Linked DNA regions of Homo sapiens: regions 2 and 3 are each linked to region 1. The links are chromatin loops, found by intact Hi-C in ENCODE. Cell type or tissue: IMR-90. All regions are shown on one strand.

The links. A loop is a pair of places that touch in the nucleus more often than their neighbours do. Peaks named below come from ENCODE experiments on the same cell type or tissue, not always from the same donor. Only the 100,000 strongest peaks of a DNase experiment are listed, where the experiment ranks them.
Region 2: it touches region 1 in a loop (10-fold over the local background); 42 of 110 quality-filtered maps call a loop at or near these places.
Region 3: it touches region 1 in a loop (8-fold over the local background); 82 of 110 quality-filtered maps call a loop at or near these places.

Annotation. Positions count from the first base shown.
Region 1 is chr12:42,481,801-42,484,300 of GRCh38, reverse strand. The region is part of intron 1 of PRICKLE1 (prickle planar cell polarity protein 1); the gene reads left to right. Among named protein-coding and RNA genes, the nearest start is that of PRICKLE1, 110 kb to the left of the region's middle. RefSeq lists enhancers at 1-362, 1,079-1,198, 2,413-2,500 and silencers at 549-808, 879-928, 1,319-1,388. In IMR-90, a CTCF peak has its summit at 1,340 (motif pointing left); a DNase peak (open chromatin) is centred at 1,290; H3K4me3 peaks cover 2,500 bases; H3K27ac peaks cover 2,132 bases.
Region 2 is chr12:43,281,325-43,283,824 of GRCh38, reverse strand. No RefSeq gene overlaps it. Among named protein-coding and RNA genes, the nearest start is that of LINC02461, 130 kb to the right of the region's middle. In IMR-90, a CTCF peak has its summit at 1,510 (motif pointing right); a DNase peak (open chromatin) is centred at 1,524.
Region 3 is chr12:42,568,056-42,570,555 of GRCh38, reverse strand. All of the region lies in intron 1 of PRICKLE1 (prickle planar cell polarity protein 1), which reads left to right. Among named protein-coding and RNA genes, the nearest start is that of PRICKLE1, 20 kb to the left of the region's middle. In IMR-90, a CTCF peak has its summit at 1,109 (motif pointing right); a DNase peak (open chromatin) is centred at 1,105.

The DNA.
Region 1 (2,500 bases):
TCGGGAGAATGGAGCGGGCGGGCGGCGGTAGGTGCTCGAGCCGCTAGGCTGGCCAAGGGGGTGGGTAACTTTTCGAGGAATTGTGCGCGCGGGACCTCGTGGAGATCGGCCAGGGGCACGGTCAGCAGTGACAGTTCCTGGAAAGCGGGCGGCGGCGGGAGCAGGCTGGGCAGGCGCCGCCCGCGGGCGGGAGCGGGGAGCTGGGTCCGGCTGGGATCGAAGGGCGGGATCGGCAGGAAACGAAATGGTTACTTTTTTTTTTTTTTTTTTTTTTTTTTTTTTTTTTTTTACTGCGGGCTCTGATTACTTTTGAAGATCGCCGGCCCCAGGCGGGCTCCCGGCGCTGAGCGGAGACGAGTTTTTCTCCCCGCAGAGGAGGATCCTGGAAGGACGCGGAGCTGGGGCTTGGGGGATGCAGTGGCCTGGACGAGGTGACTCCAACCCGGGGGAGCAGAGTCCGTCACGCCGGCAGGGACCGAGGGTCTCTGCGGAGCTGGAGGACCTTTTGTGGGATGCCTCACGGCTGCTGAGGGGCTGCAGCGGGTGAGGATCGCCGCGCTGCGCCGCCAGGGAGCTCGGCGGGGACCGGCCGGGGGGGAAAGTGCGTCACGGCGGGGCGGGGGCGACCCCTCGCCCGCCAGGCGGGGCCAGCACCGGGACGCGACCCGGGGGCGCGGTCCGCTGCAATGTAGTGGGGACCCGGTGCTTGCTGCCCCACCCTGCTGGGGTCTCCTCCGGAAATGAGTGGGTGCGGGTGACTCGTAGGGCACCCAGCCCTCTGTTCCTTCGGGAGTCCTCCGCTCCCGCTCCGGGCCGCCAGCCTCCTTCAGACGCAGAGCGGGCGGGCGGCTAGTGCGCGCCGAGGGCTCAGGGGCCGGCGCCGCGAGGGGCTGCAGGCCGCGCTCGGCCGCTGTCCGGGCCGCAGGTGGGAGCCGCTGTCTGGGTCCCAGGGCTGGATGGCAGCCGGCGGCGGGGACTGAACGCGGGAGGGCTGCAGGGTGCGCGCCGGCGAGGGGCTTCTCGTTGGAAGCTGAGGGACAGACGTGGGGACCCGTGGCTGCTCGGCCCCACCGTCCAGCCGCAGGGCGAGTGCTGCTCCGTGGAGGTGACACGGCGCCAAGAGCGGCGCGAGGCTTTCTGCTGGAGGAGGGTAACGGGGAATTCGAAGGCGACTGTTCTATGCTGGAGGACAAGGGGCACTGTTCTCTCGGGGCTTCGCGTCGGCGCCGAGGAGGGGTTCGCTCGCTGCCTCTGCGTCCTGAGCTCGGCCTCTGGCTCCTGGGGCCGGGGACGCAGAGAGGGGCTGGAGCCGGTCGACCCACGGCCCAGGGCGCCCCCTCGCGGCCTAAGCAGCGGCCGCCGCCTGGAGCGCAGAGTTTGCGGGGCCCAGGGGGCGCCGACGCCCGCTCTGAGGCGTCTCTGCTGCTGCGGCGGCGGGGATGGGGACGACCCAGGGGACCCCCTGCAGCCATCACTGGCAGCCCCATCAAGAATTGGCCGGCTGAGTTTTCCCAAAGTACGGTGACATCCTTTCCTTCTCGCTTCCTCCAGCCCCATTTTTAAAAGCTCGGCCTTTCCCGTTAGTCTGTGTCCTTATAAGCCAGGCTATGTGTGGAATTTGTTTTTACAACTCGAGTCTTGTGACTTCTCAAACACTTTCTTGAAGTGTTTTCTCTGGAAACTTGTTTCAAATGGGTGCTGTAAGTTTCACAAAGAGGAGTGTTGTTCAGGAGCCAACAGGTGACGGGGCGAAACCTGAGTCTGTGTGTACATTGGAGTCAAGTCTGGCTGCCGTTTCCTCGGGCCACTGTTGAAAATAGAAATCCAAAAAATCAATAGAAGACTGAGGAGAACACGATTTTGAGAAAATATCTGCATCCCCCATTATGGAAAATAATGGGCTCATTAGAGCACCGCCTTGTGTGGTGCCCCTCATTCCATGGCATGCATTTTGGATTTTGTCTTTACATACTCGTGTGCGGATAATCTGACCCTAGAAGCGCCGCGCTGGCGGAGGACCAGGCTTTGTCGTCATGTTTCCTCCTTTTGTTTCTTACTGTCATGGAATGTACTTGTGCATGAAATTAGAATGCTTTGAAAGAGTTCCACATTTCCTCTTGGAAAAATGGATAGTTTCTTGACCATTGGGTGATGTGTGATAGCCCACTCAGCTGTTGGGAAATGTACAAGCTGGATGGAGGTTTACCTCGAAAATGCTGGACGGAGGTTTACCTGGAAAATACAGAAAATACTAAAGGGCATATGGCCTAATGCCACTAATTGCTCGTATGGAAAACTTAGTAAAGGAATGTTTCATAAACAATATCTCCTGATAACTTCATTATGTTTTTATTTTTCAAATAAGTGAAATTGAATTGGGCTTTGTTGGCAGTGACTTTGTCTTTAGTAGACAGTAAGCACTGAATGCCCCTTGAGTGTGTGAAACCTTTAAAGAAATGACAGTTTAGTGTCTCTTTTACTGGAAAATTCACATCTCGAT
Region 2 (2,500 bases), 800 kb before region 1:
GGCAGTGTCTGGAGCTGGACAGCCTGAGTTCAAATTATAACCTCAACTAGTGCATTTAGCCATGTAATACTGGTGAAATTACTTAACCACTCTGTGTAAAATGAAGATGGTAATATTTTCTACCTGACAGGGTGGTTGTGAAGAGGATGCTAGCTACTCTATGAATTTTCCTGATAAAAGCACAATAGCAGATGAGTGGCACCTCTAGTAACAGATAATCTAGTTAACACTTAACCTGTGAAATATAATATTGAAATATAATATTGAAAGCATTCAAATAACATTACTAACAGCATATCTCAGAACATTAGGCCATCTTTGAACATGTGGCTCTAGACTGCAAACAGCCACAGCCAACCACTGAGGGACTCTCTCTGTCCTGTGTGGACAGACTGGATCCTTAGTAGTACTTCTATGACTTGGTGCAAGTCATCACCACATGTGCAGTGGTAGTAACACTAAGATTTCTCATTTGGCAACCAGCACATTTGACAAGAATATGAAACACTGGTGGGGTGGGGGATGGGAGCACAGGGGGCATGTGTATTCTTAGATTTAAACCTGTAGCTGCTCTTTTGTAAAATCCTTCTAATAAATATAACTTTCCTTCATGCTTTAAGGAAACATTTTTCATAGGATGTGAAGGATTTATGGTGGAAACTGCCTCACTGGAGATTCTAGGAAGCATCTTCACAGGGCCTAATGCTTTCTTACTTGGAACTCTCAAAGAAATGCAATTGAAGTGGCATATGATTCCTAAAATCATGGCAGGGCATTCGTCATTATCCTCATGAATATGGGATGAATGTTAGCCCTGTTCATTTAGTTTCTTCTGATCTAAGATCTTTTTATCCTGAAATTTCCACCCATAGTTGGCCTTTCATATCAAGCACAAAGACTTATGTACATTTTGTCTGATTCAATAACCTCTGGAGGAAGATAGCTAGTGTTATAGAAATGGAAAATTAATTAATAATACCATAGTATGCTCTTTTGTGCATCTCCATTATAGAGCAGCAATATGAGAAATTACTGGCTCCAACAAACAGGCATGTTTGTGTTGCTTTTTCTCAATTTGTGCAAGAACAATGAAAATCAGAATATTACTGTGGACAGATTTAACTCTGGGAACATAGAACTTCCTTCCAGTGCAATCATTTCAGTTACCTTTTCAAAAGGAAAATGAAACTTATTTTAAAAGCCAGGCTTACTTGAACTCAATGTACCCCCTGAGATCTGCCCCTCCCCACAATTGAAGCTTGTAACAGTGTTGTATTACAAAGACTATGAAGGAAATTGTACTCACTTTAAAATTATTTTCTTCCAATAAGTTCTTGTCTTCTTAATGAAATATATCATGTATTTACACATCATATTATCAAAAAGAGAAGACAAATAATTTAGCTTATATTATTAAATATGGCTAATTTAATATCCTACCACTACAGAAAGAAAATATTTGATTACTAAAACTGTTTTACTTTGAGGTGGACAAGAGAGGGCAGTCATGTATTTCATATCTAATTGTGCATACATTTTTCAGCTGTAAAGGATTGATTGGAGGAAAATGATTTTTTCAAAGGATTGCAAAAAATGTAAAATTAATATAAAACATTGACACACACATACTATTTTTTATAAGTAAAAACAAACAGGAAAAGAAACTTTTGGAAGATTACTATATAAATTGCTTTAAAGGTATTTGAGCAACCACATTAAAATAAGAGCAGACATAAAAATCATTTTCTGCTAGGCTTGATTTAATTCAATCTAAAATAAACAACCATTTAAAAATAATACTATTTGAAAAGAAAAGGAGAAAAACTCTTTTACAATCAAAATTTCACAGAAGCTAAATTTTGACTTGAAAAGAATGATGTCCTCTGACCTATAATATATAATCAAAATTGACAAAATTTATAACGGAAAAGAAGGGAATGGTCTCAACTCAGTTCCAACGAAAAGTCTGTTCCTGTCCCAAAGTACCTCCTAGTGACCTCCCATGAACCAGCCCACTGAACTGTCTGTGTGTAGGGGAGGTTGAGCTTGCAAACACTGTGTTGCTACAGGCCAGGAGGGAGCCAAGGGACAGGGCCTGCCCTGAGTCCTTGCCACTGCTGCCATTTTTTGCCCCCAGCACCACTCCATTGCATATCTAAAACATTTTCCTGCGGAGGATCCTAGAGCTTTGCAACTGAATTTCCTGAAATTTTTCAGCAGCCAGGTGTTAAATATAAAATCCCAGTAAAAGCCTTCAGAAAGATTTTCTTAGTTGACCTCAGAAGGAAAGGAGCCCTGGGGACAGCATCTTTATCCAAAGATCAAAATGTGAGGCAAACAGCCAGAAATAATCAGAAGCTTCAAAGCAAAGAAAGAAATCAGACTTTTTTCTTTTTTTTTCTGAAAGATAAGGGATTGTTCATTATAATCTTCTTCACAAGTATTCAGAGCTGGAGAACAAGTTTTAACTTTTGCTTTTTCTAATGTTTTAATGTTTTTA
Region 3 (2,500 bases), 86 kb before region 1:
GAGCCCACTGTGCCCAGCCCAGGAATTTTTACTTTTAAGAGGCACATTTGAATTTGGAAATCCACTGAAGTGGATATGAAAGAACTTTCCTAAAGGATTTTTTTTACTTATGAATAAACTAGGTGTTTTCTAGAAAGAGAAATATGGGTGCCATTCAAAATTGCCTAATCATAATTCTGTGAGCTGTTGAAATCAAACAAATGCCTTGATCAGTTGAGCTGCCAGATGGAATTTTATCTAAAACCAGTTCAGCTGCTTTCATACTTCAGGACTCCTGTGAATTTTATCACAAAATTACTTCATACTCCATTTGGAAGGTAGTTACTTAAGCATGGAGTATGACAATTGTTTAACAGTGCACAGTGAAACTTAAATAATTTTTGACTCAAGGAAGGGAGCTATATCTAATTGAAACATCTAGGGTAATTCAGGTAGGCGGTCATAACCGCTCAGGTGTCATGCACTATTCCAATTCAGATTGGCTAATGAGCCTATAAGGCTTTGCCTTGCTTTTCTTGAAAGTTTACTTGTCCATTAGCACAGTGCCACCTAACATCACGCTGGGACATTGATTTCGAATTGATTCACAAAGAAGTGCCGGGGGTCACTTAGTGACTATCTAGTCAATAGCAGGTGTCCTCTGCAGATCTTTCATTTCAGAGTCTGTGCTGTTTAGCTGATGACACAATCTTTCAGCTTTACCATCCCGAGCAGAATTTCCCAATGCCACAATGCTCATCTTAAACATGAAGACTGGTGAAGTGATATGTTGCCATTATTGATGCATCTGTTCCAGAGATTATGTCACCACAAAGGAGTTAATTGGTCTTGTTTTGAGGGTCATGTTTAATTGCATAGGTCAGCAAAGGAAGATAAATGACTACTTCTTTAAGTCTGTGCCTCACTTTTTCTCTAAGACAGCTGAAACAGTACAATCGATTTCCTTATCGCCACAGCTGGCACCATAAGAATGACATACAAGCTGAAAAAGATTACTGGTATATAAAAACCTGAGTTAATGAGTCCAGATAGTTAAATATAGAATATGCTTAAACCGACTTGCTCACAGAAATCTTCCCACATCCAACAGGAAGAAAGGAGGCACTAGATGGCAGTCTTCAACAAACTTGAAATGACATTTCCTCTTAAAAGAAATGCATTACTTAAAAGCAGTCATGTCTGTTCTGAATGAATTTAGGCTTGAGCTCTGCATCATAAAAATTGCAACTCTACGGGCATTATGTACTTTAATGTCACATTATCGAATTTTGTTTTTAAATGTAAAATGATTCCATATATACTTTAAAGGTCCATTGCTAAATTAATTACTGAGTTATTTTAATACCTGTTTTAACTTTACATTTTAAGATGCCATCAGAGAGCTTGTTTCAGGATGTAACAGCTAGGGAAAAATGATGGTATATCCATTAAGTGAAAAATTATGCAGCTGTCAAAAAATAAAGATGTAGAGATAAAGTAGTATGAAAGGATATTCAGGACATATTTAAGTGGAAAAGGCAGATTATAGACTAGTATGTATGGTGTGATCATTCTTTTATGGAAAATAGTATGCCTTCACTGTGTATTGGTATGTCAGTGTTGCTCTCTGAGAGATGGGACTATGGATTATGGATTTTTTTTTGTTTCTGCTTATCATTTTTCTATCAAAAAACATATTTCAGTAGACACCAGGGACTACAAAAGATGGGAGGGTAGAAGAGGGTTGAAGAATGAGAAATTACCTATTGAGTACAATGTTCACTGTTCAGGTGATGGCTACACTAAAAGACTAGACTTCGCCATCATGCAATATATGCCTGTAAGAAATCTGCACCTGTACCCCCTAAATCTATAAAAACAAATTCAATTAAAAGATATATTTCTTCTGAATTATGATAGTTTTTAAGATGTACATAATAGAATAAAATTGCCTTGCTGATCTGAGATGAACTTTTTGAAAATACTGCTTACAGTCATTTCATTTTATTCATCAAGCGTATTTGCCACCTTACCCTATGTGCTTTCTCATGTTGCTCAGTTAGTATTTACACCATGAGATTTTTGTTATTTAAAATAATGCGGGCTGGGCATGGTGGCTCACGCCCATACTCCCAATACTTTGGGAAGCCAAGTGGGAGGGTCACTTGAGCTCAGGAGTTTGAGACTAGCCTAGGCAACATGGTAAAACCCAGTCTCTACAAGAAAATACAAAAATTAGCCAGGTGTGGTGGCATGCACCTGTGGTCCCAGCTACTTGGGAGGCTGAGGTGGGAGGATGACTTAAGCCTGAAAGGCAGAGGCTGCAGTGAGCTGAGATCAGGCCACTGTGCTCCAGCCTGGGCAATAGAGCCAGACCCCATCTCAAAAAATACATATGTAAAATAAAATAATGCAAAAAGTGTTCCCTATTTTTCAAAGCATAGTGAAAATGAGGCTATATATATTAGCAAATTCTAGGCAGATCTCAAGGATGATTTATATGTTAATTTACTTTCTTTAG